Regions from separate parts of the Homo sapiens genome. Here all the other regions are linked to region 2. Evidence: chromatin contacts called from ENCODE Hi-C or POLR2A ChIA-PET data. All regions are on one chromosome and are shown on one strand. The core of a region is the stretch at or near the end of the contact, and the rest is flanking DNA. Distances in the headings are between cores, read along the strand shown.

Region 1 (3,373 bases), core at 281-2,780, 84 kb before region 2:
TCGGCTTTTTGTGGCCCTTTGACTGCCATGAACCAAATTGTTGAAGGTCAGTGGCTCCTAATGAGAATCACTTGCCTCCTCTTCCCTTCAGTGGGTGGATGTGCAGTGAGAATGAGTTATGATAAAGGTATGTACCTGAACTAAATTTCAATATCTCAAGCAGCATTTTAAACAAAGCCTGTAATTTTCGGGCTTGGTTTTGATCTCTGGCAACGATAAGCATGTCTCTCTTTTTAGGCTCATTAGAATTTACTGACTCCTTTCTGATTCATGATCCAGTTCTTATATGAGGAATGATTCATGGATCAGGAGAGGAAAATTCATTTCAATCAAGAAAGAAAGTAGATGATTACAAATCCCCTTCTTCTAAAAATCCCACACATAGGTTTCAATATGATATATGAAAATGGAAATGTGGCTGGATCCAGCTAGTCATGTAATGTGAACCTGAGGTATTTAGAATCTCCTGGTACTGTAATGGCCACATCTCTTACATGGGAGCATTATTTGAGGATGAATGCTTCCATTTCTTCAACCTTAGAGTGAACAACAATAGTAATATAAATCAATATTTTATTATTATTATAAAAATTATTGAAAACTTTTTATAGTGAATATTGTAAATGCTCATCCCTTACATCCTAAAGTTGAGTGCCTTTTTTACTCTTGTCGTTTTTAAAATTTCAAATAGAGCAAAGGAAATGAAATCCAAAGGAAAAAGAGGGAAAGGAAAGAGCTCCTGGTAAATAAAATAAACTGTGTTTCAGTCTCCAAAGATGGCTGCCATCAGTTACTTTTCTCCTTTTATGTAGGTGCTACTCCTCACATCAAAGGATGGAGACTAGTTCTCATCCTTTTACATCTGGACTGTCTTTGGACTTGCTTAGACCAATGTAATGTGATGGAAGTGATGCTTTTTCATAATGGGCCTAGACTTTAAGATGAATGGCAGTTTTAGATTCCTTCCTCTTGGAAGCCACCATCTAAGTTCAATTACCCAGAGACCACCACGGTGGTAGAAACCCCACGCTGGCCATGTGCAGCAGACATGTGCAAAGGCAGGCTCAGCCAGCCTCCAGTTGTGTCAGGCAAACCAGCTCTGATTCCAGACATGGACATGTGAGTGAAGAAGGCTTCTTGTAGGTTCCATCCCCAATGGACACCACACAGAGTTGAAAACCTGCCTAGCCCAGATTGCAGAATTGGGAGAAATAGTACATTATTTTAAGTCACTAAGTTTGGTGCTAGCTTATTTGAAGCAGTCAGTAGCTGAAACATTCTGGTGTTTCAATATCCTCATTATTCTCACATCAAACTTGTAAGTATGTCATTGTCCTTTTAAATGTTACTGCTTGCAGAAACCTTCAGGATTTATAAATAAAAATGGGAAAACATGATATGATTTTTTTTCCTAAAGCAGAATTGGGGCTTCTGCTAAAGTAAAGTAAAAGTGATCTTACCCAGTAACAGTATGTACTTGAATAGGATCCAGAATGACCAACATTACAGGTTTCACATGTCCTTGGCAGTTAGATGCCTGTTTGCAGTCTACTCCAAGCTCCATTTCTGAAAATAACATTTTAAAAAAACAATGCCTTGGGGCCTAAGGAAAACCCCAGCTTCTCACTCAACCGTGAACAGACACTCCCACTCAAGCTTGAAAAAATCTTTGTGAAGCACAGTTCACTCTTCCCACATTTTGCCAATAGTGGTGGGGGAAATCCCACATGTTAAAAACACATACATATGGATGCCCATTCTCTGCTTAGGTTTTTGATCTCAATCCTCGAAGATTCATATCAGAAATCTCTCTGCCTGGAAGATGATGTGTAGTCATTCAGTGTTTGTTTTCTTCATTATTGTTTCTGAAAACACTTAGGATTTGATACTGCTCATGAAAAACTCCTAGAACAATAACATCAGGAGTTGCCTAAGGCTTTGCACATCATCATGAAAAGTAAAAAGGAAAATCATATTTTTGAGAGAAGGTTTAAATTTCTGTTGAAACACCCCTGATTTACAATGTAGCCAAGAAGGAAAAGGGGCTGACCACTTGTGGCAGACCGGGCCTTTCTAGAACTCAGGTTTCCTGGATTTCTTACTTTAGTGAGCTGCCTTTTACCAGTCTCAATTGGAGATGGATGAGGACAAAGGTAATCCCCAACTCTGGCTATTTCAGTACTAAACTATTATGTTTAATTGACATCTTTTTTCTAGGTGGACAGAGGGCATAGAGCATGGATATGGGACGGGGGTGAGAGAAAGAGTAAAGGGCTGGCACTGCATGTAAGTGCAGGTGTGCATCTCCCTTTGCACCTTGGTGGTCCACATCATGGTTATTGTCATCATCACTGCCACCCATTACGATTCACCATTCATCAGGCACTGTGTTAAGAATTTCACGTATGTTATCTCAGTTTAATATATATATATATGTACATAATATCTGTACATATTTATGGGGTACATGTGACATTTTGTAACATACATAGAATGTGTAATGATCATGTCAGGGTATTTGGGATGTCCATCACCTTGAATATTTATCATTTCAATGTGCTGGGGTCATTTCAAGTTATCTCTTCTAGCTATTTTGAAATATACAATACATGTTGTTAACTATAGTCAACTAGTTTGCTATCAAACATTTTATCTCAATTTTTACATGAAGCCTATTAAGCAGGTATGATTTCCTCTAGTCAGACAAGGAAATCAAGGAAATGAGAGGCTTAGAAACGTTTTCACATTTACAGGGCTGCTCAGTTGTGGGATTAGAATCAGAGGTTGATTCACAAGCTCTCCAGAGCTGCCATTGTTGTTCACATCAATACTTCTGCCCTTACCATTTTGTTTTCAAAACTCTTCTTGGTAATAGTGACATGTAAACATTAAATTTTAAACTTAGAGAACTCTAATTTCATAAAAGTAGTATTAGACTTTACACCCAGCTCCGCACACCCTGCAAAAAAAAAAAAAAAAAAAAAAACTTGAAGTGATCAGGGTTGGAAAATTACTCCTTCATCTTCTACTTAATCTTCTGATTTCCAAGAAAGATTGCCCCTCTTTATGGTACCAAAACATCCCTAGTTTTCCTCACTATTCTCATATGTAATGCAGGTGTAATAACACTATTTAATTTCGTACAGTTGTGTGAAAGATAAAATTTTAATTCATATAAGTATTTAGTATAGTTCCTGAAACATACTAAGTCCTCAATATGTGTTAGTATTTTTATTAGTATAAGAACCCTTTCAATATGTAATTGGTACAGAATGCAGTCAGATATGTAACTCCTTTCTTCTCTACACTTCATCAATATCTCTCAAATGTTCCCCTCCCTTTCTTCATGATTTTGCCTGGTGTATTAGCTCAG
Region 2 (3,375 bases), core at 496-2,995:
CTGAGGCTAATCATGGGGTCCTCTCTGTTCCTCCCTAGTGCTTCCATATTTAGCTCTTCCTTGCTACAGGCCCCAGGGCCTTAGTCACCTCCTTATAGAATGGCCACTGTCTCGCCAGTTCACTGAGGTTCTTCCACATAACACGGTTCTCCTGTTCCCAGCAGAGAAGCATGGGCCATTTGTCCTTCGAAGGCCTGGAAGTAGACACAAATGTTACCTTCGGGGGCCAAGCATTATTTATGGTAGTCCATAAATGATTGAAGAGGGCTGGGTGAAAACAGAGACAAACTGAAGGACTGCCTGGTCCATGGGTTTTTTGTTGTTGTTTTTTGTTTTGTTTTGTAATGCGGAAATGCAGGCCCAATGTTGCCTGATCTTCTGGTTGTTGTTTTTGTTAGTTTTTTTTTTTTTTTTTCAAGAGAAACCAGAAATCTGATTTTTTTGATGTGAAATGTATTAATTGGTAAATTTTAGCAACTTAGTAAATTTTTAAAAATACATTGTCACTGGCAATATTCTGGTTCTTGAAGAAAGGAGTTTATGAGTGTTTGTTAAGCATTTTGCTTTATGGCTTATGTATACATTGTAGATAGGAGTATTATTAAATTTATCATCAAAACCTGGGCAGTGTGAGAGAATAAAGGGGAGGTGATTAATGATTTTGTCAGGGATGAGAACTTTTCACATTTTATGTCCTCCAGCTCCCTATTTTGAGGAGATGGAAAAATAAGTATCTGTAAAAAGGTATAGAGATGGGCCCTGATGGGCAGGCAGGAAGACATTCAGGCTGGAATTAACATGGTGCATTCAGGGCATCAGGAGACCTGATCAGTTTCAGAGAAAGCGCTCCAAAAGGCAATGGTTGGGATACATCTATTTGATAGGCTAGAGACAGATTAAAGACTGATATGAAAGCCAAAGCAGAGGGTTCCCAACTCAGTGTAACTGGCAATAGGAACTAACACTCGTTCTTGAGAAGGAGAGGGCAGTGGAATACAGAACAGACCAGAGGAACAGAACAGGAGATGAGATGGAGCAGGCAGGTTCACGACTTAGGATGCAGAGCACAGTTTAATACTACATTCAGCACACATTTGCTGAACACCTGCAGTGTACTGAGCACTGTCCTATGAGCTAGGAGACAGAAAGATAGGAAGGACATAATCCAGTGGGGGGGTCAGAAATTTTAAAAGAGAATCATCATGTTTCAAGGGATAGCAGAGTTGATATTGGTAGGAAGAGTGGAGGCAGCCAGATGAAGGAGGTGGGAAGTGAGAAGAGCACCCCAGGCAGAGGTGCCAGCATAAGAACGTCGTGTGAAAAGGCAGTGACCTGCTGCTCCGTGTCCTGAGCTTGGAAACCCTAGTGAGACATTAGGAGAGAGTGCAGGCAAGAGGATCCTGCAGGCCTTGAGACAGGGCAGAAAACAAGGCCTCCAGAAATGAGGCAGCAGGAGGAAGTGTATGAGAAAGCAGAATAGATCTAGAAAGAGCCAGCAGATCAGAGGATAAGATGGGCAAGTACCATGTCACAGAAGCAAAGAGAGGAAGTGGAGTTTCAACAGCGGCCTTTAACAGAGAGAGTGCGAAGGTCAGAGACCCAGAAGAAGGAGGGCTTGGCTAGAAGGTCACTAGTAGGCTCTGGCTTCCATCTCCAGATAGGCTAAGATTAAGCCAATTCACCATTTTCCCACAACTGTCAACTCTGCAGAATTGCCTTTTCTTCCTCTCAGACAGAAAGGGAAATCCCAGCTGCCTGAGCAACCGGTTTTTCACTTTCCTCCTTGTTTGCAGAGTCTAGTGGGGCTGGCCCTGGTAACCTCTGGTGATTCATCCAGCACACCCTATGACCACATCCCCATTGTGTGTGTGTAGAGAGGATGAGAGTTTATGTGTTCCTCTGAACGTTATTACAAAAGAAAAGAACATTGTTCTCTAGAAATATGAAAGAAAAAGAAAAGAACAAGGTGTTACTCTAGCATAGTTTTTTCTCAATTATCTGAGTTGTGAAAAAAAAAGTAATGAATAGTGGAGCTTCCTCAAAACAGATTCTGAGCGCTGTCAGTAGTTAACAGTAACTACTGTGGTGGAATTCCTGTGTGGATCTATTTTGGCACTGTGTTACGTAATTATTTTTATCTTAGGATCAGATCTGAATCATTCAAAGCCAATGTCTTCAGGGCACTGGTGTGACTCCAGGTGTTCTCACATGCCTGTCTTTCTTCTCAGATCACTGCCCAACACTGAATCTCAAGTGATGGACCTCAGTGCATATGAATTCGGGGCCTATATGTTTTGTAACAGCAAATCCTACCCCACTGGTGAAAAAGTCTAATAACCTGACTGATTTTCTATTTTGATGAGCCCTCAATTGAGAGATTATATTGTGGTAGTAGGTTACACCTGCCCACCATGTGAAAAACAAACAGTAAAGATTGAGAACCCAAATGTGTGTCTTTAGAAATTAATCCGTACAATTTAAAAAACTGCCAAAGGAAATGTAAAAGATAGTTTCATAATTGTTAGGTATTAATAATATCTATTCTAAATGTATGGCTTATTTTTTACTAATATAATAGAAATAAACAGGCTTGGACCTAATGTAAATTGATTCTTAAGAATTCACTGCACTAATAGTTTGGATTTTTGTGTTCATTCTATTTCTGTGGCAGGTGCTGGTCTCAGTGTCAGTGATAATGAATCTGGTCAAGGCAGCCAGGAGGGGGGCACCTTGACTGACTCCCAGATCGTGGAGCTCAGGAGGATACCCATCGCCGACACTCACCTGTAGCACCTCACTAACCATTCGACTGAGCACACTTTCATATTTGTATCAGCTTTTGTGCTAAAACTCTCTAAGTACATCCACCTGTGTAATAGGAACCTGTGAATTGTACTGGATGATTAATACAAACGTGATTGTTGTATTTGGAGTATAAATTACTGATTGTATGTGACCTGAAAATTCACTGCTATAAGAAAGGTGGAGTCAGTTTGTATCAGTTAATAGGATGTTCATATTCCAAGGATATTAGTTGTTTTTTTAATCATCCTATATGGCTAACATTGTTTAATGAAAGTAATAATCAATAAAGCAATAGAATCTATTTGGTATCATCCAGCTTCATTATTGATAAAGAAACATTGTGCATGGGCAAAAAAAGCTAACTCTATATGTAGATGATGACAAGCACCCTGTGCCATCTTGCATGAATCCAGGTGATCCAGATTCAAGACTTCACTGCAACTAGAAGACTTTAATTCTGAAAACTGTAAAATGGTCTGTCTGTTGATGATCCTGCACATAAATGTTGATTGGAGTACTGAAGTTGGCCTAGTCTTTCAACAGTATGTATTTCTGCTCATTATAAAATTA
Region 3 (3,492 bases), core at 803-3,302, 100 kb before region 2:
TCTTTGGCAACGTCTTGTGTTGTTGTAAGAGGATCAGCTTTGATGATTGCTCTCACTTGGTCATTGTCAACTTCCGATGGCTGCCCACTAGGCTTCTTATCTTCAAGGCTGTCGTCTCCTTTGCAAAACTTCTTGAACCACCGCTGCTCTGTACATATGTTAGCCACTCCTGGGCCAAAATGCATTATTGATGTTGCAAGTTGTCTCCACTGCTTTATGAGATATTTTGAACTAGAATAAGAAAATCGCTCGAATTTACTTTTTGTCTAACATAATCTCCATAGTCTAAAATAAACATAAAACAAACAGCAAGTAATAAGTCATTAGCAAAAAAACCATAAATCGAGAAATGCCCACTAAAATGATGTATAATATAACCACATTTATTTAAGAATGTATTCCATTATCAAATGGCAAATTCCAACAATGGAAATTCCTTTTGTACCAACCTAATATTTTCTCCTGACTCCTCTCCACACACCTAGGTAATAGGCCAACTATATGAGTAAGGAAGAGCAGCCCTGACCTTTACGAAAATTGTGTTGTTTAAAAGCACATGATACCTTCCCAAATGGGATGGATATCACACTTTTGAATTTTCAGTGTGTTTTTAAATTATTTCCATTTTGTAGCACATGCAAGATTTATTTGAAGAAAGAAAAAAAATAAAGAAAAGAACAAATAAACTATTGTACCATCATAAAGGGAAGTGTTTGAAGATATTAGCTGGCCCAGCTCCACAATTAAGAAGTTTGGCTACAATTAAAAACTTAAGAATATCAGTCAAAAATATTTACTGTCTATTAGATCATCATTTTTTTAATGAGAAGAAATTTAGAAAGTGCATAAGGAGACAGCCTTACATTGTTTAAAGCCAGTTTTAGACTATTTGGACTTTTCTTATACATGCATGAGTATGCTCAGAAATTCAAATTACTCTGCTGTTCCTATTTTATTTCACTGCCCTGAAATCCTGTTGTTGAAACTACAAGACTTGAAAATAACAGGAACATCCTGTTGACAAAAATAAATTCCTTATGATAAAATATTTTTCAACTGAAGCCAATTTTTTTTGGATGGGGAAAGGGCCTTGGTGGGAGAGGGGATTGTGAGTGACAGAATGTTGGTTTGGGTTCATTGCTCTTTCCTCCTAGCTTTGCTCTCTCTCCTTCTAACGGAATTAGTTGTATTATTTTACATGAATTTTTGTATTATGCAAAAATGTTGATGTGTGGTGTCTTTGAAAACTGTTTTATGGAAGGAATACGTGTGTCTGTGCTGCCCAGGTATTACTAGTGAGTATTATACTTAGGAATGAGCATGTTTAGTGTGATGTTCACTAAACACTTGATTTATTCAATAGTCCCCTAACCCCTGGGAATGCATATGCAAAGAATAAAATGTTTCAGACATTTGCTTAACAAGGGATTTTAGATTATTTGCAGAATATGGTCCCTGAAAACATTTTAGGTTATTTTTCCATGGAGTCTGACTTACGCTGAGAAGCCTCATTATAGCACTGACCAGGAGTTTAAACAGTCAGGTGCTGGGCAGGCCTCAGAAGTCCTTGCACTTGGTTTCTTCACCCATCATGCTGGAGGGAGGGTGGCATGACCTCTACTATCCCTTCTAGTGCTCAGATTCAATGAAGGAACTTATTTTTTAAAGAAGGAAGTGCTGTTATCTTTCTAATGGGCAGCTCAGAATGGCAGGGATATTAATAGTGGCCTGCATTCCAATAGTCAACACTGAGATCTTCCAGCAGTCACCCCATCCAGAATGCAGGCTTTGAAAGGCTAGAAACCCTCCCTCTTCCATAAAATCGTTAGGTAATTGACCTTTTTTTTTTTTTGGCATCTTTTGCCCTCTTTTTGGAAGCTTTGTGGGAGTGGGACAGTAGTATGGAAGATAAGAAACCCTAAGTTTAAATCCCTAGAAAAGCCCCTGAACCAATAGTCAATTTACTGCTGCTAACACCACTGGCCAGACTGGTTTGTCAGTCACTGGTGGTGTGATGGTGTCATGTTGGGCTTCCTTATTACGTGCCTCTTTTTGAATGACCCATCATTACCTTGACTTTTCAAATTGGACCAAGTTTCAACACTGATTTTGCAGAAACACACATGAGTCATGAGGAAAAGTAGCAAAGGGAAAGTTTTCCTCCTTCCCCTCATGCGGACGTGCTGTGGACACAGGCAGACAATCATAATTGCATGACTGAGTCACCTTACACACCTGCTGATCGGTAAAGAACTCAAGAGAGAAAGAGCTGATTTCACCTGCCTCTTCCACAAAGTCTCCTGACTACCCCAACTGAGGCACTGTTTTCTTTCACTGAACTCATACTGCACAGCACTTTTCTCTGACACATAAATAAATGTGATGAATGTTCACACTTTCCTCTCTACTATTTGGTATCTTCTCTTTTTTAATGCAAATTAAATCTTGTATACTGTATACATAGGAGGATTTGGGCTTAGCAATAGACGACAGTGATCATGGTTATCTTTTATTGAGTACCTACGGCATGCCAGCCTCTGATCCAAGACCTTTACATGTATTCACTCATTTGGTTCTCACTGCACTCTTGTAAGGTAGATGCCATTGTTTTCCCTATTTTATTTTTTGGAAAACTGAGCTGTGGAGAAGCTACATACTGAGTATGTGGAGAAGCTACATAGTTGCAAAGTCAATAAGAGGTGTACCTGGGATCCTTCCAAATATCTGGCCTCAGAGCCTTCATTATTACCAGTATTTTTTTTGCAAGCAGAATTATTCTAACCCATCAGTAAAAGGCTTCTCCTCACTCTGTCCTTCCCCCTACATTATACCCTCAACAGCAAGATCATTTTCTTTTGAGAAGCTTCTTTACAAAAATCATAAAGGAGCTCTCTTGACATCTGTCTATCTAGCTCATTAGACGTGTCTAGTTTAGGGCAGTTCAAATTGGGACTTTTAAAATGTTGCCTCTACATATGTATGATCTAATTCTTACCACTTCAAAGCTTCAGGGAAAGTGAAATGTGTCATTTCCCCCTCAATATTGGGAATTCCCCATAAAGTGGATAAAATTTTAGCCTGTATTTCCTTTTAGTTTTACTTTCCTCTTCTGAAATTAATTCATGACCTCTATCTCAAGTTTTCTCCAGATTTTTGGCCCATATTTCTTTTTAACATTTATCAAATATCCCTTGCATATTGGCCTTTTACATTTCTTAAGTTTCCAGTTTTAACTGTAACATTGCAGGACACATAAAAATGATAAATAAATACTAATTAATAGTAACATCATAGACTAGCAACAATCCAATATGAGCATATTTAGGGTTTAGATATCTTAGTACATTTTTATGTACTAACCCATTACACAGCAAACACCAACGTCCTTACATATTTATTCAATTAAAAAATTAGGATACCAGGATTGAAATGGGCTCTGCAACAGAGCTGAGTATTGGATTTGAGACATAAGTCATCTACAACTTAAGATAA

The links. Hi-C counts contacts between places; a loop is a spot of excess contacts on that map. ChIA-PET counts read pairs that join two places held with the same protein, here RNA polymerase II (POLR2A). Pooled maps may share reads with other maps.
Region 1: a pooled map shows a loop between it and region 2 (4-fold over the local background). The contact joins two enhancer-like sites. A Hi-C loop is called at or near these places in 1 of 168 maps with a recorded cell type or tissue (GM12878), 2 of 37 single-sample maps with no recorded cell type and 6 of 50 pooled maps. POLR2A ChIA-PET finds 5 or more read pairs at or near these places in 2 of 52 experiments (CD4-positive, alpha-beta T cell and OCI-LY7).
Region 3: a map of GM12878 shows a loop between it and region 2 (2.3-fold over the local background). The contact joins two enhancer-like sites. A Hi-C loop is called at or near these places in 1 of 168 maps with a recorded cell type or tissue (GM12878), 4 of 37 single-sample maps with no recorded cell type and 12 of 50 pooled maps. POLR2A ChIA-PET finds 5 or more read pairs at or near these places in 1 of 52 experiments (CD4-positive, alpha-beta T cell).

The regions. Positions count from the first base shown.
Region 1 is chr5:91,077,626-91,080,998 of GRCh38, forward strand. The region is part of intron 86 of ADGRV1 (adhesion G protein-coupled receptor V1); the gene reads left to right. Among named protein-coding and RNA genes, the nearest start is that of LUCAT1, 240 kb to the right of the region's middle. Within about 2 kb of position 1,531, at least 2 of the 41 ENCODE cell types and tissues checked have a DNase peak (open chromatin) inside an H3K27ac peak, as active enhancers do.
Region 2 is chr5:91,161,111-91,164,485 of GRCh38, forward strand. ADGRV1 (adhesion G protein-coupled receptor V1) reads left to right here. Exons shown (of 90, transcript NM_032119.4): 90 at 2,672-3,327. The coding sequence ends at 2,790. All of the region lies in intron 6 of LOC107986432 (a long non-coding RNA gene), which reads right to left. Among named protein-coding and RNA genes, the nearest start is that of LUCAT1, 150 kb to the right of the region's middle. RefSeq lists enhancers at 1,596-1,645, 1,666-1,795. Within about 2 kb of position 1,746, at least 30 of the 41 ENCODE cell types and tissues checked have a DNase peak (open chromatin) inside an H3K27ac peak, as active enhancers do.
Region 3 is chr5:91,056,624-91,060,115 of GRCh38, forward strand. All of the region lies in intron 85 of ADGRV1 (adhesion G protein-coupled receptor V1), which reads left to right. Among named protein-coding and RNA genes, the nearest start is that of LUCAT1, 260 kb to the right of the region's middle. Within about 2 kb of position 2,053, at least 5 of the 41 ENCODE cell types and tissues checked have a DNase peak (open chromatin) inside an H3K27ac peak, as active enhancers do.